2 separate regions of the Mus musculus genome follow, and region 2 is linked to region 1. A link is a loop called in an ENCODE intact Hi-C map of the cell type or tissue named here. Cell type or tissue: heart. All regions are shown on one strand. Links, peaks and the distances in the headings refer to the core of each region. The heading gives the core; the rest is flanking DNA. Region 1 holds the start of Mir6899 (microRNA 6899). Region 2 overlaps Gm35880 (a long non-coding RNA gene).

Region 1 (16,026 bases), core at 4,512-9,511:
TGTTGTTATTCACTATTCATGTAGTGTGTTCTGTGGAGAACATGTGATAGTGGGTTAGAAATGATGGTTTTGCAGATCAGAAAGTGGATTTAGAGTATTGGGCTAATACTCTATATTGGGCTAATACTCAGGGCTGTTGGCATTACAGTAACAAAATGGATGCTTGCCTGAAGCTGACTATCTAGCCGAGGAAAACGATAGCACCCACCAATACCATGCCATCTCATTTCAAAGCAACCAAGAGCTGTGGATAAGGGAAGAGGCTGCACCTTGTTTTCATTTAGAGACAAGGCTTCCCCTTTGTGGTCCAGGCTGGCTTTGAACTCTGCATCCCCCTACCTCTACCTCTCACAAGCTAAGATGACAGTGTGTGCCACCGTGTCACCCTTTACTGACTTTTACAGAGGCTAAAGACGGTGGGTATACTCTGAGCCAGAGACTAAATGAAGAATTATGTGAAGGGGCAAGAATGTTCCAGGCATAGGACAAAACAAGGGTGGACAGAGGCCCTGAGGTGGAAGTGCATGCAGGAAGCAGAGGGGCAAGGTGGTGATTCCTGGAAGGGGAGGTTGGTAGAGGAGAAAGATGAGATGAGAGAGGTAGCCAGGAGTCAGGTCATACTGACTGCATCATCTACTGCTTGCAGGCTTGGGACTTTTACTCTGAGAGTGATAGGGAACTATTATACACTTGGATTTCATTTTAACCACTTTTAAGGCAAGAATGATTTTGGTAGCCTGGTATAGTATAAGGCCAATTTCACAAAAAAAAAAAAAAAATTGTGTGTGTGTGTGTGTGTGTGTGTGTGTGTGTGTGTGTGTATTAGACTGCATGCACATGTGCATATTTGAATGTAGAATTGAGTATTGGATATCTTCTTTAGTTACTCTCTACCTCATTTGTTTTGAGAGAGTCTCTCACTGAACCTAGAGCTCACTGGTTTTGCTAGGCTGCCTGGCCAGTGAGATTCAGGTATCCTGACTTCACCCACCCAGCTCTGAGACTATAGCTGTGTGCCACAATGCTTGGATTTTCACCTGGGTCCTGGGATTCCAGACTCAGGTCTTCATGCTTTTATGGAAAGTACTTTACCTACTCAGAATAAGGTTTTCAAATTTGTAAAACAAAATTCAAATGCTCAAAATAGAATCTACCACAGAATGTCAAGGAAGCCAATTTGGATGGATTTATACTACCTCAAGGTCCCCAGAAAGGGACACATTCTGTGATTTGAATTTTCAAAGTTTCTGTGACTCCTGTAAGAAGAATAAAGTGTAAGGGCCCAGAGTGGAAGCCATCCAGTGTCATAGGGCTGAAGGATCAGCTTCCCTTTAACTTCCAGGACCTGGCCTCAGAAGCTGGTCTTTTCAAGTGCAAGAGGAAAAAAGTATAACTTCTGTTTATGTTTAATTTACAATCTTTTTGAATGCAAGAAGAATAATGTATGGCTTTATTTATATTTAATTTGCCCTCATTCTTTTTAATTGATCTATTGAATAAAGGCTTTACGATATGCTAGCATAGTAGCACTTCAGTACATTTATATAATTCGTGAATAAATCTACATATGTTTGGGGTCTGTGGCCAGAAAGCATTTATGATGGTGTTGTTTGATCGATCACATCTGCGGGTTGCAGTTTAGGGAGAGTGACCCTGTGAGAAGCAGGGAGAACGCCATGCTGGCTTAGAGCATGCTCCATTTCAGATCCATTTTGTGGAAGTGCACGAATTCTTGCTGTAATTCAACCTCGATAAATGTCAGTTGTGTTTCTCAGGCACCCTTACCTCTCCTTAAGAGCCCTCATCCAACTGTAAATCACCTCTGAGGTGGCATGTTCCCCCCTAGGGAAGCAAGTTTCTTGAGGTGATTGCCAGGCAGGCAAAGTGGTTCTTGATATTCAACGTGAAACCTGGGGGTTCTGAAGAGCGCTCTCCTTCCCGCACGGCAAGCTGGGCGCATAGCTGGGCACAGAGCCACCTCTGTGAAGGGAACACCTATATCTACTATGTGATCCACTGGGGACTCCGGGCCTCATGCTTTTTGTGTCCCTTGTCTCAAATGCCCTTCTCCTGGACATTTTTGCTCACTCTTGGGGCAGAGCAAGCTGAATGGTATAGCCATTCTAGGTGCCACACACCTGCCGTGTGCATCACTTTTATATCTTGGAGCAGTGTCTGGTATAGACAAGGCGGCGGGGTGAAAGAGGTCAGGTGGGAAGAAGAACTGAGTAACAGCTTAACCTGTTCCACTTACAACTGAGCATCCCCCCTTTCCTATTGTTCATCCTTCCTTTCTCCTCTCTCTATCCTCCTCGTCACCATTGTATGCCTCTCCCCTCTCTTCCTTCCACTCCCACCCCTCTTTCTCCTTCCCTATCTCCTCCTCTGTCCCCCCTCTCCGCACCCCCTACACCTACTTTCTTCCCTGACTTCAGTTCCTATCTACCTTTCCTTCCTTTTTTCCTTCTATCACATTAAATTTTATTTTCTCTTCCAAACGGGGAAATCCCTTTATAAAGAAAGAACATTAAAGCTTTTATTGAGTGAGCAAATTTTCCCGCAGGTAGGCTCGTAGGAACTTGTGCCTTGTTGGTATCATCAGTGTGTCTACACCTCATGGGGAGATGGGGTCTATGAAGACATAGTCTGGGCCGTGATGGAAATGCTAACAATAATTCTACAAACCCATCTCACAAGTACAGACGCACGTAAGCATCTGGGCACCGAATGTGGAAGTACTGTGGCCTAAGTACCCTGCTCCTGAATGAGGAGGCATAGTCCCAACTCCATAGATCTGCTCTGCTGACCTCTGAACTCTATGTGGTCCAACACAGATCCTTTGAACACACTTTGAACTGAGGACATCCAGTGTTAAGTGCCACCTGCTCCTGTCCTTCCTGGACCCTCCACAGCATGATTACTCTGCTGGATCAGCCAGCGCCAGTGTGAGGTTGACCTGGAGCAAAGGATATTGGCTTATTGCTATGTGATTTTATGGTGTTCCCTCAGTTCTTGGTTGTGATTTGACCATGTTTGGACCCTGGTACTATGAACCTCCAGTCTTTAGACAGTGTTGTTATTGTTATTGTTGCTGTTGTTGTTGTTTGAATGTCTTTGCGACTGGAAGGCATTTTGAATTTCTGATCATTTAGGGGCCATAGTTATTTTTGTATCAGATCTCCATGTGAAAGAACAAAGCCATGTGAGTGATTCATGGCATTAAGTACCATGCCCACTAGGCTTTCAGATCGGGCACTGGATGTCTTGCTTTTCCTGTGGTGTCCCTCTCATTCTGAACATTCCTGAAGAGCACCCTGGTCTTTTCTCTACCCACATACTAAAGAGCTATTAAAACTTGAACTGTCTCCCTGTTTCCCCATATTTAAGCTGACTACATTGACTCCAGCCTTGGCTGTTTGGAGCTGTGAGCTCTCGTTTTTTTACTTGACATCTGATTAGGCCTTTCCCTGCTAGCAGCTCATGCAAACACAGGAAGCAGGGGTGAGGGAGAGGAACTGAGGTTCATTGTCTATTCAGTAGGTACCCGTTGGATGCACCATAGCTTATTTCAAAGTCACAGGTTTACTAATAAGTTCACTCCCATTGGACAGTAAAAGTACAGCATAATGAATTCAAACAAAGTCACTCCCAAGTTGAGGGGACACCTCCTCTCTTTCCTTCATCTGGTACATCCTTTCAAGTGTCTTACAGCAAGGTGCTAGCTTTTAGGTGACCCTAGTACTGCTTGGTGTTACACACATGCATGCACACATGGTTTCCAAAAAATGAATATTTCCTTCCAGGCTCTCAGCACGTTATGTATTCTTGGTTCTCTCTGAAAGAAATTCATGTCTCCCCTCTGCTGTACTGGGTCTTGTAGAGCAGTGGGCTCACTGGGGCACCAATTTAGTGAAGTAATAATTTTCAAGCATGTTAGATTTGATTCTAGGTGATAGAAACAGAGAGCTGTGGATGTTTTGTAGTCAAGTTTAAAGGGAAGAAAATGTGGGAAGAAAAAATAAGCAAAACACAGTACCTGGGTACTGTGTTCTTAAAGGTTGTGTGGTGGAGATGTAGCTGCTGATCAGGGAAAAATGGGTACATACATAGTACTTTGGATGTGTAGTCTCTGTAGCCTGAAATTGTGTGTTTGTGTGTGGGGGAGGGGGAGGAAGAGGGAGAGAGAGGGAGGTATGTGTGTATACACATACATATATATGTATGTGTTCTTGTAGCTGTGTCAATGGGTGCATGCAGGTGCATATGCAAATATGTGTTCACGAGTGTGAAAGCCGGAAGTCAACATCAGGTGTCTTCCTCAATTGCTCTCCCCTTTGGATTTTGAGATAGAATCTCTCACCTAACCTGGAGCTTACCAGCTTGGCTAAGCACAGTGGCTGGCTGGCTCATGAACGCCAGGAACCTGCTTGTCTCACCTCTCTAGTGGCAGCATTACAGGTGTGCACGGCTGTACCCAGCTCTTGTACGTGGCTGCTGGAGATGGATATTCATGTGCCCATGCTTATGCATCAGGCACTTCAGTGAGCCATCTCTCCAGACCTCAAATTACATACGCTATAATATTTACTGATTCTATGAGTCTCCCATGTGCTAGCTACTGTTTCTAATTAATGTGCAGTTTATTGCCACATTGTTGCTCTTTCTAAACATTTTAGGGGCATGTGCACACTCTTGTTATCCCCGAGAAAACAGGAGCAAAGAAAGCTTTTGTTAACTTACCCAAGGTTAGACAGTCACCCAAGATTAACCAGCCTTGCCTGTAGTACCCCAGGAAGGTTGGCTTTTGGACCCTAAACCATTTTGCTCATCTGCCTTTTGGGGGCAGGGGCTGCACTTGATGATTTCATGGGTCTGTAAACATCGCCATTCTACTTAATTAGGATCAGCTCACTATACAGTTGGAAGGATAAATATTTGTCCTGTTTGGTGACAGATGTGATGGGTTTAAAAAAAAAAAATAACAAGTCCTGCACTTTTTCGTACGTATCCTCCATCTGTATTTATTCTGTGGAAAGGTCACTTGCGCACCAGTGCTCGGATTCCATATCTCTCAGCAGCTTCCCTGCCGCTAAAACTTGCTCTATAAATTGACTTCTAAAATATCTTGCAATGATGTATATTACTATCCAGCATGAACCCTCTAGAAGAGTCACTGAATCATCGGAACCTCTGGGCAGTTTCTCCATGAATGCTGCGAGTCAGGAAGGGATTTAGTCTTACTCCCTCTCGGTTGGTCGTGGTCCTGTTGTCTGTCCACCCAGGCACATTTGCTGAAAGGGACACGGGTTCCAGGAGGCTGAGGCGTTTGTATCAGCACTTAGGTCTCTGGCCATGGTTTGTGGTAGAAGAGGGGGTCAGGGAGAGACAAAAGAGACTGAAATGGTAAGTTACTGGAGGTTCTTGAGAAAAATAGAATTAGAAGCATTTGTGGTTCAGATGAAAATAGCAATTTCCTTTCTGCTTGGACCGTGGGGCTTGGCGTGCTCCTGGGAATAGAAAATAAATAAAAATTGATCCCTCACCAGTTGAAGGAAGTGCCCTGACTCTGGGAACCGAGATGATGGCTCAGAGGTTTGAAGGTTAAAAAAGGAAAGAGACAAAAGGAACACACAGCACCAGGGGGCTTTATTTATTATTATTATTATTATTATCATTATTATTATTATTATTTTAAAAGTAATGTTCTATATTAGAGAATGTAGTCTACCAAGAAGGATCTGAGAGGCCATCTGCTGAGACTAGCCACCAGGCAGCAGAACGCAGCGGGCATGAGATCCTTTCTGACCATTGTCCTTCTGTGTCTTCTGCAGGTGAGAAGCCTTACAAGTGCTCATGGGAAGGATGCGAGTGGCGTTTTGCACGGAGCGATGAGCTCACAAGGCACTACAGGAAACACACAGGTGCAAAGCCCTTTAAGTGTAACCACTGCGACAGGTAAGGTGACTTAGAAGCTACGGGACTAAGGAGGGAAATAGTGCAGTAGGTTGGGGTCTGTATGTATGATCTGGGTCTAGTAGCAAGCAGGCCTGTCTCGTGCACAGCTCTATGGGCCTGGCAATACATTTTACTTCTCTACTGCTTGCAAGGGTGAAAAGATGCACTCTCTTATGTAGTAAAGTTTCAGGGTCTCCATTGGGTTACATAGCATTTACTCAGTGCTGGCTTTGAACCAGTGCTAGTAACTAGGTACAAACAAGATGTCATTCCTCACACAGGTAGTTGATGAGGCAGAGAATTAACAGCGTATTGACAAAAGATAATAGAAGTTGCCTCCTCTGGCCTTTTCAATATCATCCATACCACCTTTGTTCATCTTTTATGTTTAAAAAAAAAAAAGTTTGGTTAATGGGAGAAAGGCCGATTTTGAAGGCTTTTTCCAAAGCATTATTGAAAATGGGCCTATCCTTTGGACATCTGGACTGTTCCTTCCTCGCTGAAGACATGCTCAAGGGTCCAAAGATGGCAAAACTCTGCAAACTCGTCCTGTAATTCAATTTCAAACCTTCAGTATTTGATAGTCAAAAGGATCCCGTAGCAACAGATAGTACCCAAGTAATAGTATCTGACAGCCCTGGCATTATCAGCCGATAAACCCCAAAATGGAGACTCTGCAGGCCAAGGTGAAGGCAGGATTAGGTTTAGACATAATCAAATAATGGGCTTGCATCTGAGCATGTTATCCTTCTAATCCTATTTCTGTGTTTAAAAGGAAGCTTAAGAAAATTAACCATCTTTTTAATGCAATACTAAAGGTCTTGGTTATGATGAGAAAAATGCTTCTAATACAATAAAGCCCCCGAAAGCCTCAGGGTCCCCTCGGCTTGGACAGCAGCTAGCAGGATGGCGGGGGAGGTGGGCGAAGGGGGAAGGGGGGGAAGCAGGATGTCCAGGAGGAGGCCAGGCTGTCCTCGGAAGGAAATGAGCTCGGCCTCACTTCCTGCCTCTCCCAGGCCCTGTGCTCCACACCTGCCTCTCCCACCAGCCAGGCCTTCCTCTTGAGAGTTTGCTTTCTTGGAGTGTAGTAGGAGGATGCTCAAATCCAGGCTCAGCCAAGTTGGCCTGGTGTTCTTTTGGGATGCAGATAAAGGACAGTCTTGGCTTTCCTTCCCCCAGTCTTCCTGAGGAGGCTATTTTTCTTTTATCTTCATCCTCTGAGAACTAAATAAAGAGGCTTTGGCTCCTGGAGTGCAGAGATAACCTCTCCCCCAGGCTGGAGGAAGTGTGCCTCTCTCGGCTATTGTCTTCTTCTGCCTGAAGAGCAGCTTCTGCTACCCAGGAACATAGCCCTTGTCCCATGGTCATCCCATTCCCTAGAAGGCCTCTGGAATGTGCAAAGGACAGCAGCTTTTCTTCCTCGGCGTGTCCCAGTCAGTGTTTCTGTTTGACAATCTCTTCAGCTTCCATCTCCCATGTCCCTGGGTTCAGTCATTCCCAGCCTTGGCTAATAAAGAAACCTATAGGTTGTTGACTGCTCACAGACCTGTGCAGAAGATGTGTCCACTGTATCACCCGGGATGAAGATGAGATCCCTGTGAGTTGTCACAGCGTGGTGGTTGGAGGTACCTCCATAAGGCACCCATCTCTGAAGGGTGTTGAGGCTCAGGGATTGTGGCATTATGTGTTTTGGAGAGTGAGGACTGACTAAGAAATTGCCATTTCAACACACTGAGGAATTCCTAACGTTATGCAGCCAATATACTAGCAGTCTCCCACTCATGTGGGTGATGTGGAAAAATATTCCAAGCCTGTTTGGTGTGAGAGAAATAGCAGCAATGGGTCATCGGTTAGTCATTTGCTTTGCCTTCCTCACCAGAACACACTGCGGTCTCTGGAGATGGCATCTGCTGTACTGGTGGTACAGATTCTGTGAAGTGACACCGCGGGAGATTCTGAGTCCACCAGAGTCCCATGCCCTGCGTCAGGAGTCCATTTTCAACGTCAGGAATGAGGGCTGCAACTCACTAGTGTCTTATGACAGGCAGTCCCTCTCATTTTACTGCTCAGGGAGCTAAGAATAGACAGGTCTGGGAACTGTCGTGAGGCCCCAAAGCAGATGAAAGGAAGCCCTGGAGAGATGGGGAGCTGCCATTCCTTAGGTGACTTAGACCTTTGGAAATTGAGGCTATCTGCACCTGGGAGCAGGAACCTGGTCCCCGTTGGCTTCTCTTGGCGTAAATGCAGGGGGCCGGGCCTCAGCTCTCTCTCTTTCTCGGTTTACTCTTCTTTTTCTTAAACATACACCGTGTATAATTTATGCTTTTCACGTGTGCAAGTTTTAAAAACACATGAACTAATTATATTTGTTTTCTTTGTTCATAAGATTATTAAATGTCCCATACAAGTCTGTGTTTGTAGTTCTATCTAGAACGATTGCATCTGACCACTGTAGGCTTACATTTCCAGATGGCTGTCATAGACTGGAGCTGAATGGCTGTCATGTATTGTAATGATTGCTTTTTCTCCTATCCCCATCACTCCCTATTGCCCATTCAACATGAGAGCAAGTTGTCTAGTACTCTGCTTTCTGTATTATTTCCTCTTATAGAGAGTACCATTTCTCCATACTTGGTGCCTTACCACAAATGTAAAGAAACAATCTGGGGGGAGGGGTGTTACGTGTTTGTTATACTTGGCCCCATTGCATTGCATGCTTTCCCTGACTGGCCTCTGAAGACACTCAGGCTTCAGGTTCAGGCTGGAGGGAAACCCAGTGAGGTGATTTACAGAGGATCCTCACCATCGTATCGCTGCCATGGCCAGACAGAACCTACTGTAGCTTACTAAGTGATGCCGTGCCAGAGGGACAGGTCTTTCACAGCCCAGAGAGCATGAGGCTACTGATGGTAGTTCACTGGCCTGTACTTCTTCCCCAGGGAACACTCAGAAAAGCCTTCTCCTAAGTAGGCTGTTAGGATCCAGGTGGGGCTGTTACTCAGGTAGTCAGACAAGGCCTTGGATAGTTGAGTGGGGGTGTTTTAGTACGACAGTACACCTTTAGGTGATGAAAGTATTAGCCTCTGAGTCCCCTAGAGGATTGCAGTTGGTTTAATAACACATTTGACTTCAAAGGGTCCTGACCATAAGCGAGAGAACACCGACTAGTCCTCTGTAACGTAGCAGTCACAATCAGTAAGGACCGTGTCGTGTGAGGTCAGTAGGCTTTTGAGTCTTTATGAGTACTTCCTGGGGTACGGTACCCTTTAAAGTGATTGGATTCTGTACTTCTAGACGCGCAGCTTATCTATAGTCTTTCCTGTTTCTATGCCGAGCTCAGTAAATATAAATTGATAAATATAAATTAATCCCACCCAAGTACCTGACCTGGTCTGTTGAATTTGAGTGGTGGGGAATCTGTTGTAGGTCTTAATGGTGGGGATCTGTTGTAGGTCTGAGTATCAAACATTTCCTGGAATTTGAGCAAATGAAGATGCCCGTTTGGGGTCGGTTGGCACACAGCGTGTATTTCATACCATGCTAAAGGACTTGGCTGTTTTCCTGAAAAGCATTACAGGATAAGGGCAGATAGTTGGGCATATATGGCTAGATGACCTGTCACAGTAGAGCAGAGGAAAAGCTGAACACGTGTGACTGGGTGAATAATGTTACATGTTCCCAGCACCTAAGAAGCAAAGTAAAGGGTTTAACCCTCTGCCAGGGCCTCTCCTTATCACACCTGTTCAAATCCCCAGTTACCCTGGACACGGGATTCCAAGGGCCTGTTCTCTTGATTTCTCTCGGATCCTAACCCCACCCTGACCACTGCCATAGCAACCAGGCGCCTTGTGCTAATTTACATTACAAAATCGTTCTCTTGACAGTCTAATAACTTTCAATTCAACATAAGTCCCTCTCCCAAGGCTATGTCAGTAGCCTGTCTGTTCTAGAGGTTTGAGGGTCTGGAGTTGATTTATTGCCTTTTTCCGGGATCTAGGGTAGTGGGTCTCAACCTTCCTAGTGCTGCAACCCTTTAATACAGTTTCTCACGCTGTGATGACCCCCAAGCGTAAAATTATTTTCGTCCTACTTTATAGTTTTTTTTGGTATAGTTATGAATCCTAATGTAAAATCTGTGTATACTGATGGCTATAGGTGACCCCTGAGAAAGGGTTGCAGCCCACAGGTTGAGAACTGCTGGGCCGGAGGCTGCCCACGTTCACTGCTGGAGACTCCCGGTCCTCCGCCATACCAGCTGCTCTGGCTCTTTCACCCGCCTCTGGCATTTTTAAGGATTCTACTTTGATGATGGAGGGTTGGAGTTTCCAGAAATGGTGTGGGCAGCCTCTAGATGCTAGAAAAGGCAAAAAAAAAAAGGGGGGGGGATGGAGGGAAGGGAAGAGAGCAAGACAGTGAGTCCCATGACAGTACAGAATTGTGCAAGTTCAAAGCTGAATATCCCGAAGACTGTTTAGCTATATCACTGTTTTATAATACCTTGAATCTGTTTCAGTTGTTTCATAGGGACAGTCCAGATAACAAGTTCACTCTAAATTAAGGGCCTAAAATAAGCTGCTGGGACTGGCACTGTTATTCGGGGGATCTTGTAGTAGATTGTTATGCTGTAAGTTTCCTGTTCTGTAAGTTTTCTGTTGTCTTTGTCTTTTTTTTTTCCTCTCCTCTCCTCTCCTCTCCTCTCCTCTCCTCTCCTCTCCTCTCCTCTCCTCTCCTCTCCTCTCCTCTCCTCTCCTCTCCTCCCCTCTCCTCTCTTTTTTTCTTTTCTTTTCTTTTCTTGTTGTTTGTTTTGTTTTTCGAGACAGGGTTTCTCTGTGTAGTCCTGGCTGTCCTGGAACTCACTCTGTAGACCAGGCTGGCCTCAAACTCAGAAATCTGCCTGCCCCTGCCTCCCAAGTGCGGGGATTAAAGGCGTACGCCACCACTGGCCCAGCCTTGTCTTTTTTTCTTATCATCTCCTGGGATACTGTTGTACACATGTACCTATTTAAGGAATGGGCATAAACAGAGGGTGTGGAGAGTATGGGGTCAGGGAACAGGGTGGATTTGTGATTTGTTTGTTTAAGAATGAGCAAACACAGGGAAGCCTTGCTTTGGACAGGAAACTCTGCAAGCCTGAATGGGTAGCTTGCTAATGTCCTAGCAAGGAATTTGAGTGGTGGAGCTATCTCAAGCTACAGCGATGCCTAGGAATGTTGTCATAGTCCAGGCAAGGGCTAGCTTAAGGAGAGAGCACACAGCCAGACCATGCATGGCTGTTGCTTTACATGCATCACAGCAGGTACTTCCGCCAGACCCTGATATTGCAAACTGTTAGAGCACGGAAATGCCCACACTGTTATTGGTAAGATGCAGAAACCTGCCTTAGACTGATGTCAGTGTAAACGGCTACTTATTAACAAGCTTAGATTATTAGCTCGAATAACTATTAGAAATGGAATTCAGTTTGTCTTTAAGGTTGGCTAAATCCAAGTTCCCAGATACCATCCAGATTCTTTTCTCTGCTCACTTCCTTCTCCAGCGGCAGTATGGGCACACTAGCAGCTCAAAGCTCATCTCCTAGCAATTTAGCATTCCCAGTGGAAGGAGCATGTCTCTCTTCCAGTAATTTCAGTAGCTATAGAACCACCTTTCCTTTGGCCTCTGTGTGTCATGTGACTGTTGCTTAGCAATCACTGCCGCCATGGCTTTCACTTTAGAAGGAAGGTCAGCTTTATACTAGTGAGAACATAAAAGGGTTTCTACCCAAGAGACTCTCATATGTCTACCATCAGAGTAAAGAGGAAGGAAGATGACCATAGCATCTGCCAAGGAAGGTGCTCGATTATGGAACTTAAGCCCCAAGTGTTAGTCCAAGAGCCTCAGCCCCAGTCTTTATTCCATGACTCTCCACCTATGTATCCTCCCCTTAGTTCTTTAACACATACTGAATCAGACAGACAGACAGACAGATGCACACACACACACTGACTGACTCATCATGGAGATGTCCCCAGGATAGTGTTGGGGCTATCTGTGAACACCACTCTGTTCTTTGTCTTGGTGTGAATATATTATGCCTGTGTGGACCTGGAATTATAGGCAATACACTCCTAGGCTTTCATGGTAAAGCCCGAGACAGCAAAGTGGGTGTTGAAACATCAGTGTTCTACTAACTGGTGACATAGGCCAGTTATTCATTATTGTATATACAGTGCATGAGCATGTCATGTGTTTAGAGAGCACTTCCACATTTTGTTCCTTCTTAGATAAGTATAGTTATAATCATAACAGTCCCCGTGTAGTGACATCTTACTCTGTGCGATGTGATATTATGATACTTCTCTTGCCTAATCCTTAAATAAACGTAAGAGACAGTGTCCCCATCAGCCACGCTGCTACTGGAAGAGCTAGGGTCTGAATTAAAGCAGTCTGACCCGAGCTGACTCCTCCAGCACACTTCCTCGTCTCTCCATAACTCACAAGTGCTGTCTCTCTTTAAAACTGAGAAAAGTAGCTGGACCTCTCTGACATGCTTGTTGTTTGTCGTTCTAGGTGTTTCTCCAGGTCTGACCATCTTGCGCTCCATATGAAGAGACATATCTAAACAAAACAAAACAAGACAAAATAAAAACAAACAAAAGTAAAAAAAAAAAAAACAACAAGAACAAAACACCGCAAAGGCCAGAGTTGCCATGGCAGCAGCCAATGTCCGAAGGAAATGCAGTGAGGCAGAGGGCTGGACTTCAGGCGGGGAGAACTGCCTCGCAGAAGAAAGTTCTCGCTTACAAACCTCTGTGTGCATACATGTACACGCACACGTACACACACCCTCTCACACACAGACCCACACACAGATCCACTCTCATGCACTCAACTATATTTAAAGTATATACGTCTATTTCTTATGCCTTGCCCTAGCCAGATGATAGAAGACAAGGAAGAAGGAAGCCAGGTGAACTCGGCAAGGCACTGGCTGCTGACCCCAGCGCTACTGGATCACTTCCCAATGTTGCCAATGGAAAACAAAGCAAACGGATGTCTGTCTCCATGGTGGCCGCAGTCCAAGAGGCTTACATAACTTCTCAGTGCAACGTGATAAGAGAATCCAACATCTTATGGTTGCATATGTGTAGCACTAATGTTTCTTTTTAAATAGTTGGGGGAGATTGACCTAGAAAACCAAATTGCAGTTTGGTAGCCAAACTTAACTCCTGGGTTATTTGTCCTTTGTGTGTGAAAAGTCCTACTATTCCGTACGTCAGACTTCCTCACAGAACTGTCGGTTGGTTTTGGTTCTTCTTAGGACCAGTGAGATCTTTTGAATTGCTACCAACGGCCTTAGCGGCAGCAGACTGTGGATTTACACCTTACACCTTTCTGGCCTGCATCTCTCTAGACTTTACTCTCGAGGGAGGAGTTTTCTTTTCTTACTTTTTTTGACTCTCGCACATCATATGCACTAGGGATTCTGAAAACTTCTAGCATGACTGCAAAGTGGCCAAGAGAATAAAAGTCCTTGATGATAAATCACAGTATACCCCTTGAGCCTCACCTTCTTGCCAGTGCTAGATTTTTTCTTTTTAAATCTCTCTGATTTTTTGCTAATGAAAACTTGAAAAAAAAAAAAAAGCTTATTTGGAAGCTTAAATGTTTTATCTTTTCTCCGTGGACTAAACCTCTCCAGGACTCTCTCGGCACCTGGATGTCTAGCTCTCGAAGCAGCCAATCAGATGGGACATCAGAGTTCTCTCATCCCTCCTTAAGGCGTGATGACCTCAGCTCACAGTGAGCGGCTACTCTACTGTCCTTGCTACCCTATAACTACTTACAGCATAGATCTCGCTAGTCTCAAAGGGCAGCTGCGTATTTAATCTAACTCTGGGTTATGACCTGACAAAAAAGCCAAAAATCTCACTCTTTCCAGGAGTGGGGGAGTCCGCGGATGCCTCCCAAATCTAGAGGCTTCACAAAACATCATCCCATCCCTTCCCTCACTCACCCTCTGAGATCATGGTACCCACTTGTTAAATGCATACTTCAAAATGCCATTGTGGGAATGAAGGTTGTCCATTAAGGAAAGGGTGAATGTGTCACTCTTATGATGTCTCTACGGGTGTTGGTGGGGGGGCGCTTTCTTTAGGGGGTACTGGTTCTTTTTGGCTAGACCCACCATGGCTTGTGACCTAGAGCACCCAAGATCAACAGAGGCCTCATATTTACCCTGAAAGCTGATTCCAAGGGATTTATATTGCTCACTTGCATATCACACACACACATCCAATGTTGGTTTCTATCTTCCCGAATTCTTAGCTAGCTGGCACTGGCCTAAACTCCAAAGACTGCCTTTAGGACCATTAACTGGCCTATGCAAGCAAGCGGGGTGGGTATTAAGGCAGATTGTATATTTTGTATATTCTGGGACCATCCCTTCAAGACGCGTCTAACAAACAAAAGTGGCGTTTGGTCCGTACAAGGTTGCTGCACCCTCATACCAGCTGGCTCCCTCCTGCCCTCCTCTGACTGTTTTATCCACTGACTGTTAAAATGCCGCCCATACATATTTGGGATGCAAAACTGAAGTCTTTTAAAAGAAATAATAATAATAATATAAGCAACACAAACACATATGACAGCAACCTTCAAGATCCTTGGCACTTGGGTTCTCAGCTTTCTACGGCTTTGGTTTTACTGAAATGTTGAATCTACTTGTCTGAGGGTAAAGGGACCGCTTTGTCACAAATGCTATAGCTTCCAGTTGGACAGTTGGGGCATTTCGAGGTCTAGCCTTTAGAAATTTCATTTTTGTTTTACTTTTTTTTTCCAATTTAGACCAAAAAGAAAAAAAGAAAAGAAACCATTGTAAACACACACGTGTGCGCACGGGTGCATACACACACACACACACACACACATACTCCATTTGCCAGAAGCAATTATGTATATGTTAGTTGGAGGGTATTAAAGAAAAAAGAAATCTGATTTATTCCAAAGATTTAAAAGTGGACATGACTTAGAAACTGCTCTGGAGCACTGCTTGCTGACAATCTCGTTCTCTACTGCAATCGAGTGCATTCTGCAGCCAGTCCATCAGGGCATACCATGGGATTCTATTTGAATGTGTGCTGCATCCTTTTTTTGGATGAAGGACGTGTGAGGGACCTTGAACCTCAACTGTATTGAACTGTAGCGCCTCCAGTCAGTGCACTAGATGAAACTTTAGACTGCCCAAATTCTGTTGGTTTGTTTCTCTCTTCCCAGTCTGTAGCAGTCAGTGTCCAGCATGAATGCACGCACACGCCAGGGATGGCATTAAGCCATGGCTGCCACGATTTACAGATGTTCTCTCCCAGGCTGGAGCTGCTCTTACTCTCAAATTGTCATTACTAAGGTTTATAGTACTTAATTTAATTTTTTTTTGTACTGACCAATGCAAGGCTCTATAAAAAAAGAAAAAGGAAAAAAAAAAAAAAGAAAAGAAAGAAATGCAAAAGAGTAATCATTGCTGTTTGTCCCTCTCGCCATCTGTGGTTTCATTTGAATGTGGCAGAACAAAGGCCCCTTGGTCCTCTTTGGTGTCTGAAATGTTTGGTAATTTCTCTTTTGTATCAGTGAGGTCTTTGTGATCTGCTCCTGATCTCTCTTGGAGCAGGGCGCACTGAGATACCATGATGGTGCTTGCTTGCTTCAGAGTCCTTTGTTGGCTGTGGGAATTGGCCTGAGAATTTGGTGGGTGCTAAGCGCATGGCTTTGAATCTGTTCTTCTCTAACCCCAGTGAAGACCTGTGGAAGATTGCGAGTCCTTAGCTTGGGGTGGGTATCCCTTGGACATTTTAGAAATAGGTTTATGACACGTCCTCCTCCATTCTTCCTCAACTGCAGAGGCAGTTGCTTGATGCCTCTGGAGGGAGCAGGTTTTTCAAGAAATAACCTCAACGTGTCCTTTGCTCCCAAGAGGACTGGGTGTCTAGAATGGTGTCATGGATATTTGAAACATGAAATCCCTTTCACAATTTAAGACATTACCTCCTAGCATTCCAAGGGGATCCCAGATTTGAAAGGGCAAGCCTGGCATAA
Region 2 (16,026 bases), core at 4,151-9,150, 180 kb before region 1:
AGCCACAGGGTGCTGGGAACTGAACCTAGGTACTCTACAGGAGCAGTAAGTGCACTTCATTAACCCCTGAGCCATCTATTTATCTTGTTTAAATCCTGGTGTCTCTCCATTCCTAGGTACATCCCTTGACCCCTAGTTTAAGCTCTCCTCTGTCACTGCTCTGCCAGTGTGTTTCTTTTTAAGCAGTTTTTCCCTCCAGTTCTTGGCTTGTGCCTGTCTTCAACTACATCAAGGTCATTGGACTGTTTCCATGCTTGCTAAAGTTTGAGACTTCCCCCTCTGCTATAGAATCTACCAGTTAGACATTTCTGTGGGGGTTATCTCCTACTTATCCTAGTTCAATAAACCTGTGAGTGACCTTGCTTCCTACCCAACCCCTCGTCTTCCTCACTCTTCCCAAGAACCTTTCTTCCCACATCACCAAGAAAAGAGTTGCTGTTTCTGTTAATGCTATTCTTAGTTCATGTCTACATATGTTCAATGACATAGAACCATGATTAATGCCTCAGTCTTGCTGGAAGTGGCTGTCTACCTGGTATTCAAGGGCCATATTATGGTGTTAGGAAAAGGAAGTGGAATGACTGTGTGTCGGGTAGTTCATGAGACAGATTCTCAAGATTCCTAATTCAAAATATAGTGATGACTTAGAATCAGAATTGGTAAGGCTGGAAAGATGGTTAGGGATTGGGCAGAACAATTACCCATAAGGAAATCCAAGTCCAGAAAGATGTAGTGCCTTGATCAAGCTCTTCCTTCTGAATATACTGGACTTGGAAGGCAAGGATCCAATAGCCAGTTCACACCAGAGTAGGGAGTAGTATGGTCATGTACACAGTAACACACAAAAAGACTGTTTCAGACACTGTTTATGTGCAAATGTCAGATACCAAGCTAGAACTAGTTTAAATAAAAAAAGGAGACTGTTTTATGTAACTGCTAAGTTTAGAGATATCTGTCATATCAACAAGGACAGGTGGATGAAGTGTTTTGCATGTCTAACCTAGACCATACCACGTGATCCCTGGGATCATAGATAATACACAAAGAGAAGTAAGGGCTGTTGAAATGGAGGAGGGTAGACAAAGGATGTTTATAGACAACTACAAAATCCAGAAGGGAACAGAGGTCTATGACCTGAAGCCTAAAATATCAAGTTACAGTTGATCATATATATTTACACATAACCACAATGGAGTTGCTTTGGGGTTGATGGCAAATGGGTGACCCAAAGCCAGAGAGCTGTGAGGATTTTTGGTTGACAACTGGTCACAAATGATTAATATTCTTCCTCATGAGTTCAGAGGTCAGGGCTACATTCTTGGGATGACCTAGGATTTCCATGAGAAAGCCTTGTGTGCTGTCTCTAGGGGACTAGAGGAGGAGAAGGGAGTTAAGAGATCTTTGGGCTGGGAAGCCTGTAGCTTCAGGACCTTGGTCTCTGTTCTCTGTCTCACCCAGTGTGAGAAGATCAATCTCACTCACTCTTTTCATCTTCTGCCTCCTCTGCTCTTCCTCTGTACATCGCTGCCAAACCTCAGTTGAGGAGTAAATTGGCTAGTACCTGGGCCATAGCCACAGCCAGGCTCTGCCAGTTTGTTTCCTAGCCTGGCTTCCCGCCTACTCCAGTGCCCTTGCTCAGGCACCTTCAGTGAAACTATACTGCTTTTAAGACTCTAGTCTAAGCTCAAATGAAATCTCCTCCATGGCTCTTTTCATGAGGTGACCATCCATCCACAAGGTGAAACCCAGAGGTGTGAAATTTCTACGCTTCTCAGCTGCAACTGCCCAGATTTCCTTTTTCTCATTGTTAATCATCGTATTGTGTGCCTAGGTCTCTTTACTCTGTGTGATCCTGGATAACAGAGATTTATACGTTTATTTCTCCATATACTGCTCTTTACCCTGTGTATTGTGAGTAAATAGTACTAATTCATTGTTCGACTCCTAATCTTGTTTGATTAAGAATTTCTTATAAAACCTTATTTAAAAAATCTCTAAAAAATGTAGGCTTGAATTGTGAAATAAAAAGAAGATAAATGAGAGCTATCTTTCCTGCTCCATTCTTGTTAATTTCCCTCGTTTCCCTGTGTGTGCGTCAGAATAGATTTGTGCCTCTGACTCCACTTACCAGAAGGTGCTCCATGACCCTAATCTATGTGTATTCCTGGAATTTAAGTGGACATATGGATTGAAATGCCAAATTTGTCATGCCTCCCGCATGCTGGACTCAGAGGAGCATTTCAAAATAAGATGTGAAACATGGGCTTAGTGCAGAAGAGTCTAAATGGTATTTTTAAAAAGCATAACAAATGTCACAGGAGTGCCCTTTCTTGACTCTACACTTTAACTATCCTGTTCTTATGAAGCCACAGTCACCCTGAGAGGTCACAGTATCATTGTCCTTGGATAGGGAGGCTGTGGGGGTGGGGCTGGCTGGGATGGGCAGATGCTTTGGGGATTAAGGGAAAGACCACACTTCTGCTTGAAGGGACTCTTGTCTTGGGCAGTGGTAATATGACCCTCTGAAATGACCAGGCCACTTGGGGAAAGGCAGAGAAAGTGACTCAGGAAGGAGGCTGTGACCTGAATTCACTTGAAACCTGATGTGGTCCAGTACCGAACTCCACCTCTATTGAAAACAGGGGGCAACTCCTCCAGTTATCAAAACAGGCTGCTTACATGAGGCAGCAAGAGAGGCAGTCAGCATCAGCCACTTTTGTACAAAGGGCTAGGCCACCAAATGAGAGAATATGGTGACAGGGACCAGACACAGCATGGACAGAGGTAGACAGAGTCCTTGTTCTAACTGCCCTCTTTCCTTCACCAGAGATTGCTTCCCCAGACTATTATACTGAATGCCTCTTCTCTCTTTTTGCTTTTGCGCTCAAAATGACCTGTGTATTTTGGCTTTACCTTTCAGAGGAGATGATGGTACCCGTGAGTCAGTAGGCACAATAGGGCAGATCTTGTATGTTCCTGTGTTTGCCAAAAGTCTTGCAGACAAAGCCTAGCATCATTTGTACATGCATAGAAATCATAACTGCCATGGACTGAATTGAGACCTTTAATCATAGCCCATAGTACCCTTGGATGGACTGGTTTTTGAAATAAGGTCTGTAAAGAGGTGATTATGATAAAATCACTGTGAATAGTGTTCCATAAGAGATAGGATAACATAGAGAAAAGATAGGGATACACCAGAGGAAGTTGCCCATTGCAATGCCAGAGCAAGGCCTTCAAAGGGGCCCATGGAAGTGGTGCCTGGATTTCAAACTTCCAGTTTTCAGAAAATTAAGTTTTGTTGTTTAAGCTGCTGTTTCTAGCATTTCTCTAAGGCAGTGGAGTTGATGAATGCCAATATTCAGAATAAGCAAGAGGAAGACAACAAAACAATGAAGAAGTATGGCATCTGGGGAGGTCTGAACTTTAGGAGAGAGGGAGGGAGGGAAGGAGGGAGGGAGGGAGGGAGGGAGAGAGGGAAGGAGGGAGGGAGGGAGGGAGAGAGGGAAGGAGGGAGGGAGGGAGGGAGGGAAGGAAGGAGGGAGGGAGAGAGGGAGAGAGTTCATCTATTCAGCATGGATCTCCATATCTGTGGAACTGCCTTTTATTTATTTATTTATTTTTAGGCTCAAACAACTACCAATCAAAACGCTCAGAAAAAATATTCCAACTGAACCAGACTGATACAGACTTTTTCTTGTCATTGTCCCCTGAACAATTCAGTCTGGCATCTATTTGTCCACCGTTTACGTTAGAGCAGGTATTACAAACAATCTAGACAGACTGTAAAGCAGACTTGGGTCAGTACAGATACAGTGCCCTTTAGCATCATGGATTTAAGCCTTCTGAAGACTTTGGTATCTGCATGTGGGGTGGGGATGAGCTGGAACCAACCCTTTGTAAACTTGAAGTGAAGCACCTTTCAAAAGACAACTGTACTTTCCTTTAAGCCCCTTGGAGCATAGCACGGGCAGCCGGAAGGGGATCTTTATTTTCCCTCCCAGAGAAAATGAAGCATGCCATAAACGCTTAATAATCTGTGGCCACCAGCTGCCGGCACCCCATCTCTGCAAGGCAAGGATAGATAGATCTGGTGATCTGCTCTTACTGGGTACTTAACGCTGGAATTCAATAGCGTATCTTTTCACGTTCCCGCTGGATCCAACCTTGCTGAGTCAGTGCTACCCCAGAGCTTTAGGTTCACAGCTTGTGTATAACCTTGGTTCCAATTGTGAGTGTTCAAAACAGATAAAATATTTAATGTCTTTTTATTGCTCCTCTCAGCAATGCTTAAAGTCCTTGTTGGCCTCTCGCACAGAGGATGGACAAGTGGCTCCTTCCCTTAGCTGCTCTTACAAGCTGCTTTGCAAATGGCTCTGGCAGGTGGCGCAGCGTAGGGGGAGGGCTCACAGTCTGTCCCTGGAGCCTCTGCTGTGCATTGCTCTCTGTAAAGTACCATCTCCCAGCCCTGGGTAGCCTAAACCTCCCTGCCCCTCCCCCACTCCCTTCTTGAGGTTATTTCTCCCTCCTGACTCATGCCTGCTGCTTCATTTGAGTAACTGTGCAAACGTTTAGCCAAGAGGCCATACCGGGCTGTAGGCTTATTTGGGGAGTTTCCAGCACAGGCACTGCGGCAGCATTCCATGCCTTGCCTTCTGGTCAAATAAGGACAAAGGGAACCACGCCTTCCATTCTTGGCAGTGAAGTAAGAACTGTTAGAATGCTGTGTGCTGTGTAGATGATTCTTTCCCGGCACTCCAATGACCCCTTGGTTGTAGAATTATAAATCAGGAAGAAGAAGTACAGAACATGATCTAAGGATGCTCAGGGACAGGGGGCTTATCTCATGCTGTTCTCATCTTCCTGGAGGAAGTCCATGGTGCCTTCTCAGTGGTCCAAAGAGGATGTGCTGCCACCCATGTACATGTCTTCTTTGTCATCAAAGAGAGTCACAAAACAATGCAGTTAGTCTAATACACACATACCCTACCTGGAAATAGAACTCAGAGGAACCAGTACACCTCGGCTGTTCTCGAGAAACACCCTTAGCAGAAAGAAGCCCCTGGTGGGGGAGATGACAAAACAGAGGTGGCTCTAACAGGTTGTCTTTAAAAGCCAATGTAGGTTTGTGATCAGAGCGTTTGGTCTCTGTAAACTCCCATCCTTAGTCTTGTGGAGAACAAAAAAACTTCCAGGGTAGGAGAGCAATTTACAATCCAACATGGAGGTTGTAGGGCTGGGGGTAGGTGTACAGGCAAACAAAGTAGTTCATTGAACTCAAGACCAAGGAGCCCCTCCCCAAACTTCTGATACTTTGTGGTTTTATCTTTTTACTAAACCACAAGCCTAATGTCCATGCAGATGGACCTACCGTGTGTGCCTCTCCCTTCCTGGGAACAGGTAGATGTAAGGGTCAGTGTGTTAGCCACCAGCCCTTTCTGAGAGCTCAGCCTCTTTCTAGAACATGCTTAATGTTATCCGTCCGTGTACTTTACTGGTGTTTAGGAGAAGAAAGCAAACAAAAATAATGGACAGGACAGTGCAGGGATATTGTAAGTGTTTTCTTTACAAGCATTTGGAGATGAGAAGGGTAAACGATCTATTTCCTCACAGAGGACCCTATACATTAGAGCTAAACTAATATTTGGAGGATGATGATCGTGAAAATTTTAAAGGAATCCCTCTGGGGTTGGGATAGAGAATGCTTCTACATAAGATAGATATTTACAGCTAAATGGAAAGAGCAGAAGGTAGAGGAAACAGGCCACGGGGCTCCCTAGACTTGCCATGTGTTCTTATACATCATGGTCCTTTCTTTGAGAATATATAGCTTTTTGTTCTATCCCCTTTAGCCCTTGCCCTTGTACCTGTGTCTCCTGCCTTCTTTCCACCCTCCATGTACTGTTGTCTCAGGGGGCTAAGTGTCCTAGATGCTCACTGGTTTGGGAAGAAGAGCTGTTCTTCCTGACTTTAACACTGTCAGGTTTCCCAATACACATGAAGCCTGACTGAAGAGTCAAGTTCTGAGCTTGAGTAACAAGGGGCCTGATCTGTCTCATTCCTCTTCCCATTCTTAGCATATTCTTTCTTCTCTCTTCCCTGTGCACTCAGGATTTACCTCAGGAGCTGCCCTCAGGACCACGGGAAGTGCCCAAATATCTCTGGCACAGTTGTAACTGAAACTGTTGCAGGTGGCTAGCTGCCATGAGAGCCACTCAGTTAGGTGACATGGTATCCATGGGAGGGGGCAGGGCGGGGCGGGGGAGAAGGAAGAAGAAACAGGGACATCAAAAGAAGAGAGGTAGGCAGATCAGGACCGGGTTTCTTGATCATTCATTTCCAAACGGGATGGCAGAGTCTGAGAATGCGCAAGGTCCAGGCCTGGCGTGAGTCAGCACCAGGGCTGCCTACTGCCAGTTGATTACATTAGCGTTAGTTAGAAGCCAGGAAGGAAGAGGAGATGCTGTATGTAGGATAGATGGAGAAGGAAGAAAATTGTCTTCATATCTTTTGAATTATTTATGACCTGGAAGTTTACATGCTAAAGTCTAACCGTAGAGACCTGATGGGGAGGGCTGGGAAGAGAGCTCTCCCTTCCCTTAAAGCCACAGAGCGCATGCTTTGGGTCCCCATGGAGGACCAGGAGAATGCTAACAATGACAGAATCTCTTGGAGAAAGTGGAGCCCTCTTAATTTGTATTGTGACCTTGAAAGCAGAAACGCAGCCCAGAACCCTACTGCCATCGGGCGCAGGACCGCAGATTTCCCAGGAGCCTCTGGAGCGACGGACATAAACCTGTGAAAGCACCGTACTTTGATTTTGTCGAGTGGTAACACAGGATGACTGTCAGATCAGTGGACAAAGGAGATCTTCGCCTCTGGCTTCCAGCCAGATGGGAGAGAAACAAAGACTTCAGAGCCCTGGCTTTCCATCCCCCACCCTCTCCCTCCTCCCTGTGTTTTTCTCTTCCTGCCTTAACCACTTAGAGACCATGCTTGGGATAGAGCCTGCTGACTGCTCTTATGTTTTGGGAAATCATGTCTAATCACACGTATCCCTGTGAATTATGTCAGAAAGGGGCCCTTCCTTTTGAGAAGTGTTTAAATGTAGAAGAGAAAGCCTTCCACCATGCCTGCTGCAGAGGCGGCTTGTGGCTAGGGATGCACTCCAGTTGGGTGCCTGAGTGGCCTTGTGGGCATCTTTGTTTATGGTTCCTCTGACTACTGAGGGCAGTGTAGCAATCTGAATGCCCACCAGAAGGAGTTGCCTCTGATCCTCACCCAGATTTGAAGCTTTTGTCTGGGAGCCCCCTCTAAGAGGCAGAGACTCTAGGTCTGTTTCCAGTTGCAGGACAGGGTTTGTCTCTTCAGCCCACAGACCTCAGTGCAGTCTAAGGTTTCCACTGAAGTAAAGCCTAAGAGGCAATGCCTCTATCCCGGGGGCACTGGAAAAGGAAGAGGAAGGAAAGAGTGCTGACTGGTGGCCAACAGGCTCAAGGTGGCAGATACAGGACTAGCAGCAAAGAGCTGGACAGATGCTGCGTTGGAAGAGAAGTAGCAACAAGGCCGTTTCTTTGCATCATCACCACTGCTCAGTCATCCCTCCATGTAAACAACAGAGACAAGCCGGCTCCAGGGCTGATCCTCCAGCAAGAGCCACTTTTTGCAGTCAGTAGTGTTAAGTCCGGTATCTCTACCTCTGTAGTAAGGGCAGAAAGGAGCTGGTGCTTGCTGTAGACTGGGTAGATGCAGAACGAGTCAATGAGAGGCTCACACACATTCCTCATGAAAAAGCAGAAAGGAATACAGTATTGAACTTTCGCATGGGTTTCCCCTCCACCCCACTGCAACACCCAGGAACCTACGTGTCCCAGACCCTGTGAGGGGAGGGATTGATTCCTGCTGCCCAGATACCAAGCAGTACCTACTTCTCCATAGCTACATGGAATAAATTGAGGTCATTTTCATAATTTAGGCAAAAGCCTCCCTTTCCACTTGAATTACTGAGATATTTTAGGCAAGTGCAGCTTTAAAAAAAATTAAATAGCAGAACTTGCGTTTGGGAACTCATTAAAAAGCATTGAGACTTCCTGTATTATATCAGTTATAAACAACTGGGAAGAGAGAGGTCGCTTTTTTTTTTTTCTTTTAAGGAAATTATCTGGAAAATTACCCAGGCTTTTACTTCCTCCTTCTAGATGAGATCTGCTCAGGTTGCTTTCAAGACAGTGGCCTCATTAGAGTAAGCTTACATGATAAAACCAGGGAAATGAAAGGGCCAGACTCTGCTCTCTGGCTTGGCTCCTTTTGGCTTTCACTGTTTCCTTTCTGGTCATGCCTGCTTCTTCTTCCCTTGTGAGGAAGAAGCCCACCCTACATTCGAATTTTTCCCACTGGAATGCACTGAAAATTAATATTGCTGAGAGACAGACCAGGAGGACCAGAGAAGCCTGTCGCGGTCTCCATAAGAGCCTTTATCAGTTTTATTTTGCTTGCTACTCTGTGCTGACATTGAGATATTGCTTGAAATCTTTCTAAAAGATCTCCTTTATTTTTCTGCCCCACCCCCACCCGACCACAAATGATAGAAAACTGTACTGTGCTAAATTCAAGAAAGGCATATGTTTGCCTGTCCATCAACTCGGCTGCCAGGGTTGAACATGATGTTTATAATGGCTCAGTGAATGTCTGAGCTATGTGATGGAGTGGTAGCTTTGTTGATCATGGCAGAGCTTGGCTTACCTTCTCTACACTTTTCATTTAAAGTTTTTTAAATTACACTTAATTGTGTGGGTGGGTGGGTGGGTGGGTGGGTGTGTGGTGTACCATGGGGTATATGTAGAGGTCAGAGGACAACTTGCAAAAGTCAGTTTTCTCCTTTTACCACATGGGACTGGGAATGGAACTTAGGTTATCAAGCTTAGCAGCAAGCATCTTTACCCTCTGAGCCCTATCTCAGTCTGTGAAGTGCTAAGTGTTAAAACTGGTACAGAGAGAAGGATGTAGTCTCAGGACCGGAGGATGAGCCTTCTGAGATGCTGTGTGACTCTATTGTTTGGATAGTCTGTCCTCACCTTCCACTGTGGTTACCCTGCTTGGATTCACACTCCTGTACGTCTCTTGCCCAGGTGTCTGAGGCAGCTCTAGGCAGGTAGTCTTGATTCTAACCGTATCTATCCAGCATCTCTCCTTCCTGCTAATAACAGGCCATCTGGGCAGTAGACTTTGCCATCTTTCTGCCTCCATTGCCCAGAAATTGCAGCTCCAGGCTCCAAAGAAAAGGCTACAAGGGATGCCCATATCCTGTCCAAATCTTAGCCTGCTTTTTCCCTTCTCCACCTAGAGCTCAGCATCCTCCCTCTCTGCCTTACAGATTCTTTTTTTTTTTTTTAACTCACTTTGTAGACCAGGCTGGCCTCGAACTCAGAAATCCGCCTGCCTCTGCCTCCCGAGTGCTGGGATTAAAGGGGTGTGCCACCACGCCCAGCCTGCCTTACAGATTCAACACCAGAGAAGCACTCCTGCTGTCCCTGTGTGAGTTGGGCTTCTTTCACCGTGAGGCCTTCCTCTGTGCTGTCTCCTTGACCAGATGATCCCCAATCATAACCCTAGTTCTTTGTTCATCCAGTGGGACTCATTCACCATATCTCTCCTTTTCTGTATTTCTCCCGTGTGGCTTACTATTTTCCCGAATGTTCAGCATTGTGAGGCCTTGGTCAGGAAGAAAGGGTATGTGGCTATTACATACATTGGTCTCCTCACCACGCAATGAGTACTTCGAACAAGAGTACCTGGGTTTGTTGTTGCTGTTGTTTTGCCCCTAGAATCTTGAACAATATCAGACTGAAGAAGAAAACCAGCAAGTAGCTAAATATGTAGCTTTTATGCAGCTTCTAGCAGCAAGGCACCTGTGTGCTAGGTGTTTGGGAAAATATCTAGTGCCAGGCTATTCAAAGAGAAAAATCTGTCTAGGAAGTATGGCAATGAATACATGAGTGAATTTTTATTTTCCATTGAGCGTATGATCCAGAATTATGCAAATAATTAATTTTGGGGAACCTTATGCTAACAGCAGGCTGCCACCTGACAGTATAAAGTCATGGCAGGTTGCTTTTCTTGGCTGCCACCACTAAGAGGCCTGAGGCTTTCTTGTGGCTATGGCCTTGGGAGCAGAGACCTCCCTTTTCAGAGTTCTTTGCCTTGTGTTCTGTTGCTATGGCAACAACCCACTTTCATCCTGGACATGCTGCATGGGAGAAGGGAATCCTTTACTACAATGGCATAAATAGAAAGGGTTATTTTATTTTATTTTTAAGTTGACAAGGTTGATCAGAAACACATTATGCTAGAAACAAAGATTTGAATTTAGTGGTAAGATAGTTACATGTTTCTGACAGCATTAACAGGATGAATTAGCTGGAAGAATAGAAGATTCTGTTACCTTTTGTTTAAATGTCTATCTGTGTGCCTGTTGGGGTTCTATTTTTAATGCAAAACTATTTTTGTCATCTTGAGGTATGTTTCTGATTGGTTTTAAGTCCATCCATCGTATCAAAGGAAGGAGCAAATGTCTATAGTAAGCATGCAGTGTGTGCAAGACTGAGATGAACAAAGAGATACACCTGCCCAGCAGTGTGACTGATCTGCTCTCAAACCTGCAAGGGGGCTGTGTGGATATATCGTTAGGTATGACTCAAATTCCACTTTTGGAATAGAATCAGCTTGAACTAAGATAGATTGGAATTTTCAACACTTTCAGATACTCATTCGAGTACGAGACAATGGGTGTAGCACATGGCTCGTTCACTGTTCATTGACTGCAGAAGCCTGCCTTTGTGGTAGCACAACCTCTTCTGCCCTTTCTCCAGTACAGCAGTCTCTTTCCATTTCCAACAGGCACTGCTTGATCCATACTGAGCTTCTTTGTCTCTTGACCTAGGTATCTTCCCATCCTTAACACAATGGAGACTCTGGCTTATCTAACAAGAGGCTACGTGCCATATTTCAGCATACACAGACATGATTTGCACCCCCCTTCTTCTTCCAGATGCTTGGGTTCCCCTCTGATCAGATACATCTTGCAACTCAGGGCCATTTGTCTTCTTTTGGAGGAGCCAAAGAAGGCTCTTATTTATTCTCTTACAACCAGCTACACCCTCACATGGAGATACATGCTGTTTGAGAACATTATTACCTGGGGTGGAAATAGAAATTCTGTTCTGGGGGTATGTGAAAGAGATGCTGCTCAAAGGACAAAGAAGGTGGCCAGCTGACCCTCTCTTCCTGCCCAGGTTGCTCTTGGCATGAATGTCACTTGGGTGGGAAGGCTGCTCTAGGTGTTTCTGTGCTGAGTGAGGACACTCAAGGGTCACATTCCTTAGACATGTTGTGTTACTGATGTTTGCAGCTTTGTCTCCTCTACTTCTTGGTTAAAATGGAATCTTGTATCACAATTTCTACTCAAGAGCCACATGTCCCATAGAATTTTGATGCAAATGTTCTTCCTTCCCTCCCTCCCTCCTTCCCTTCCTCTCTCTATTCCTCTCTCTCTCTCTTTTCCTTTTTGGCACGTGCTGGCAGCAAAATTTTAGTGTCTCAAACACTGAAAACACCTAGGGAGGTGGCCCACCATGGCTGATATAGTTCTATTAGAAATCTATTTTGTCTTTTGAATACAGAAAAGGAAACTACCAAAGTTGATATTGGTGGCTGCCCTTCTGGGACACTGGCTGCCTGAATTTGCTAGGGACAACTACACCAAAGGTCCCATAGATTGAGTGGCTTGCACAACAGAGGATGGAAAGCTAAGATTGATGTCATACTCCTGGGCCATTACTTTTGAGGCTACTCCATGCCTTTCTCCCAGATGCCAGTAGTTTGCAGGGAGCCGTGTTCCTCAGTTTCTATGTCATTTCTCTGATCACTACCTTCACGTTCTGCCTCTCTCTCTCTCTTTCTCTGGATATTCTCTGAATAACATGATTTCCCTACGGGTTTCATTCTAACTCGATCACCTCTGTAAAGGAATGGTCTAACAGGAGCCCATTCCAAGAAGCAAGCACTGAAGCATATATTATTCTGGAGCGAGGAGAACACAATTCAACTCATTATGCTGTGTTTGGAGGTGAATCCTGAAATGGCTTCCAGGGCTACCAGGTTGGACAATGGGATGTGCTGTTGTTTTGCTAGCAATAGAGCCATTTTGGAGTAAGTTTACTAGTTATTGAAATTGTGAACCACATGCTTGCTCATTAACAATCTCTGCTTTGTCTTGTGGCCTTTGAGAGGGACACAAGTATCTGCTCACTTCTTCCCATGCTGTGACTACCATTTAGTCCAGCATGGCCCATCTCACAGCTGGATGACTAAAATCGCTTCAAAATGGTGTTCCCTCTGCTACTCCCGTTACTCTCCTTCCTGATGGCATTCAGAGCCATACCAATCAGATTTGGTGGTCAGGCCCACTCCTTTGCTTTAATTTCTCTAAGAACTCTCCATTGCACTGAGACTATGACAGAAGCTCCTCACTCTGGCTCTCCTTGGCCCATAGTGGTCAGACTCAAGCCTTTTTCCTTCCTCCTACACACATGAAGCCCTCCATGCCATTCTTGACTGCCTCTAGCTACACAGTTCTTCTTTCAGATGCCTGCTTGAATTATCCCCTCGTTATTTAGGTCTCAGCGCAATCTCTGCTATTTCAGACTGTCTCTGGCTATTCAGTGTTAAGCCAACTCCCCACTCCACATTCATTTCCTATCTTGTCTTCCTGATTAACTTTAATCTTATCATTTATCACTGCCTGCTTTCTTTTTATTTATTCATTACCTTTTCCTCCCACTAGAAAAGAGCTGTATAATTTCCAGGTACGCTGTTCTTTTTGTCCAGTTGATATGTTCAGAGTTTAAAACAACCTTCTGCAATCTAAGCATCAACAAATGTTTATTTTTGAATGAAGAAATGTATGAATGAAGAATCTGTGATTAAGACAATTGAAAGGCTTACAGAGAGATGCATGCTGTGAGTCACACATGGGTGTTCCACCAGCGTTTCTTCTGATCCTCATGGAATCTTTTAAGTGGGTGTCATGCCCATTTATAGAATGCACAGGCTAGACATGATCAAGTCCTATAATGTGTTCAGTGTTTTGTAAATAAGAGTGAAATATTGAAAAGTCTTGAGAAAACCATTTTGTTCTGGATTAACTAAGAAAAAAATTTTGGCTTAATTTCCCCATGATATGATAAATGAATTGAAGATGAAAATTTTACACTGTAGAGGGTAGAAGATTTGAAACAGAAGCAAAGGTAGATTTTCATGCAAAAAGGAAAATTATCAGAGAGGTAAAATAACAGTGGGCAATTGTAATATTCTGCCATGCAATTCAGATCTGAAAACTCACATTGCCAGTCAGGATCAGAAGTTGGGGGTTGCAGTAACCTCCTTCCTTTCAAAGTAGCAAATGCCTGAGTTGACCAGCTTATAAAGAGGAAAGGTTCATTTTGGCTCACAGTTTCACAGGTTCTATTCCACAGCCATTTGATTCCATTGCTTTGGGGCCTACGCCAAAGAATACCTGTCGCGTATGGTGGATTAAAAATGCTTACCTCGAGGCAAGGAGCACTGGAGCACGAGGAGGGGCTGGGGCCATGATCCCCTTCAAGACCACACCCCTAATTTGCTAAAATTTCCCCATTAAGCCCTACTTTTAAAGGAATCTATTATGTCTTAATAGAAGTACCCCGAGGACATCTTTGACAAATAGGCCTTTGATAGACATTGTGTTCTGGGGTACTCTGTGCCTAGTCCAGTGAGTGCTTCCTGAACATAGAACTCTAGTAGACGCTAAAAGTATGTGTTAAATTAATGAATGGAGAGAATTAAACTGTCAAGTATGTGGAAATGCTCCTTTCTCCCGTGTGCCTTTACTATAAACAGTGGCGGGGATGGGTAGAGTTTGTGGCTGGAAGCCAGACCAGAGCCTACCAGAAAGGACGCATAGCAAGCCTTGGGGCTTACAATGCACAAAATCCACCATGATTGCTGCTTTAGTGTCCCATGAGCTTTGTTCTCTGTCACCTGTGAGACAGGGAAGACTTAGCACGTTACTTCAAGAAGGCTGCCATTTTTTTCCTGTTTTATTCTAATGGCCCAGCATCTATTTTTGTTGACCTTAGTTAGGTATGGGGAGGCCATATATAATTTATGACAAATTATATTCTCAATGGTAATGGGACATATTAAAAAAATAGAGCCCCATTGTAATTTATGTCAATACATTTTAAATTATTATATAGGATCACTGGGAATAATCTCATAGAAAAACAAAGAAATAGAAAAAGAATTTACATTGCTTAAGGAAATAATTCAAGTACAAAAAAGAAAATAAAAACTAGATGCAGGCAATAGAAAATCAGGATCTTTCAATGCTGTTGGTTTACAAGTTTTGAAATCATTACTTGGGATGCAGTTAGAAGCAAGGAGGTTGCTGGCATCATGAACCAATACAACCATTTACAGTAAAATTATCCAGGTCAGAGCAAACTGGGTGAGTTCATTCTTAAGCACAGAAAAGACAATAGGAAAACATTTCTCATGTACACAATAGCATCCGGGGCAACTCTTGGTTAGATGCAGGGAGTCCAGGAGAGAGAACACCAAAGATACATTTTAAAGAAAGCTGTGTTTCCCCTGGAATCACAGGTCACATCTTCCAGTCACTAGATTCTGTAGTAGATATCAGCATGCAGACAATTCGGGGTGTGCGCTGAAGGACAACACTATGTACTGGTTCCAACGGGGACATTTTAGGGTAACAGTATGGGGGGAAATTGAAAACTGGGGTACAACTGCAGCAGAGACCTGAGCATTCCCTAAGAACTGCTGAGCTCAAATGACTTTCTGAGTGTAGGCAAGGGATGCACCCTTGTATCCCTGCAGTGACCTTCAGTTAGACTGTGTGCTGCCCCACAGGGGATGACAGGTCTCTCTGTGACTCGTGTAGAAGGACACAACCGTGAGACTAGTGGCTGAGCCCTGAAAGGATGGGGCAGGGCCCTAACCAGTGTGTTTCAGTGTGCCTCGACTTCTTATGTGTCCCCATTCGGACCAGCATTGGGAGATACAGAGAAAGAAGGTGGAATGTTGTTTACTAGTCACACATTTTACAATGCCATCAGCTACTCCCTCTGTCCCTATAATAGCTGTCTCCTGCCTCTTTCTACATCCACATTTGACCCCCTTGTGTCTTCAGGTAAAATGATCCTAAGGCATAAATCTAGTTTGTCACATCCCTGCCTCATACCCTCCAATGATTTCCTGTCTCACATATTATAAAACTCTAACTCTTTGACATGCCCTTTAAGAAGTAGGACCATATATCATGCAAACTAGGCCACTTTTGAGAGTGAATGGAGGCCCTGCTCATAATTGCACAGGGACAAATATCTATACCATGTCTGTTCTTGGCAAACTGGGACATATGTGCACTTTGTCCACAAGGTACCTGACACCATAGTCATCTCTCCAGTTTACTCTTTCCCCAGAGTTCGCTTCCCTTTACTTTCTGTTATGCCCAGGACCATGCTAAGCCTTTTCTCACTACAGGGCACTTGCTCTAGCCACTTCCTCCTCTCTTTGCCTCCTCCTCCTCCTCCTGCTTTAAAAAAAAAAAGTCTCAGCTTAATATTTTCCAATTCAGAAAGGCCTTCCCATTTATTCTGCATCACAAAACCTGTTCACTTCACCCACAGTTCTAACAACAATAGGAAATTACAGTCACTAGATGCTAAACTCTGGAACAAAGTGAATGTGTTTTGTCTTGCTAGGCCCAGTGAAGACAGGCATTAGGCAGCACCCTTCTATACATACTTGACATCAATAAATTCTTCACTAAGTCAATGCAGAATTTAGGAAAGTTTTCTAAATCAAAAGAGGATGTGCAAATGAGTGGTTTTTAAATTGTGTATGTGTGTGAATGAACTATTATAAAACAAAAGTTGTGTGTATGTCCCTGGAGTGCCAAAAGAT

Evidence for each region. A loop is a pair of places that touch in the nucleus more often than their neighbours do. Peaks named below come from ENCODE experiments on the same cell type or tissue, not always from the same donor. Only the 100,000 strongest peaks of a DNase experiment are listed, where the experiment ranks them.
Region 2: it touches region 1 in a loop (4-fold over the local background); 3 of 42 quality-filtered maps call a loop at or near these places.

What each region holds. Positions count from the first base shown.
Region 1 is chr1:64,032,243-64,048,268 of GRCm38, reverse strand. Klf7 (Kruppel-like factor 7 (ubiquitous)) reads left to right here. Exons shown (of 4, transcript NM_033563.2): 3 at 5,832-5,955; 4 at 12,505-12,606. The coding sequence ends at 12,556. It overlaps Mir6899 (microRNA 6899), which reads left to right and starts at 5,768; the gene lies at 5,768-5,831. In heart, for the core only: no CTCF peak of the experiment used is centred there; DNase peaks (open chromatin) are centred at 7,098 and 7,968; H3K27ac peaks cover 2,474 bases.
Region 2 is chr1:64,214,824-64,230,849 of GRCm38, reverse strand. The region is part of intron 1 of Gm35880 (a long non-coding RNA gene); the gene reads right to left. Among named protein-coding and RNA genes, the nearest start is that of Gm39654, 33 kb to the left of the region's middle. In heart, for the core only: no CTCF peak of the experiment used is centred there; DNase peaks (open chromatin) are centred at 4,629 and 6,879; H3K4me3 peaks cover 409 bases; H3K27ac peaks cover 2,514 bases.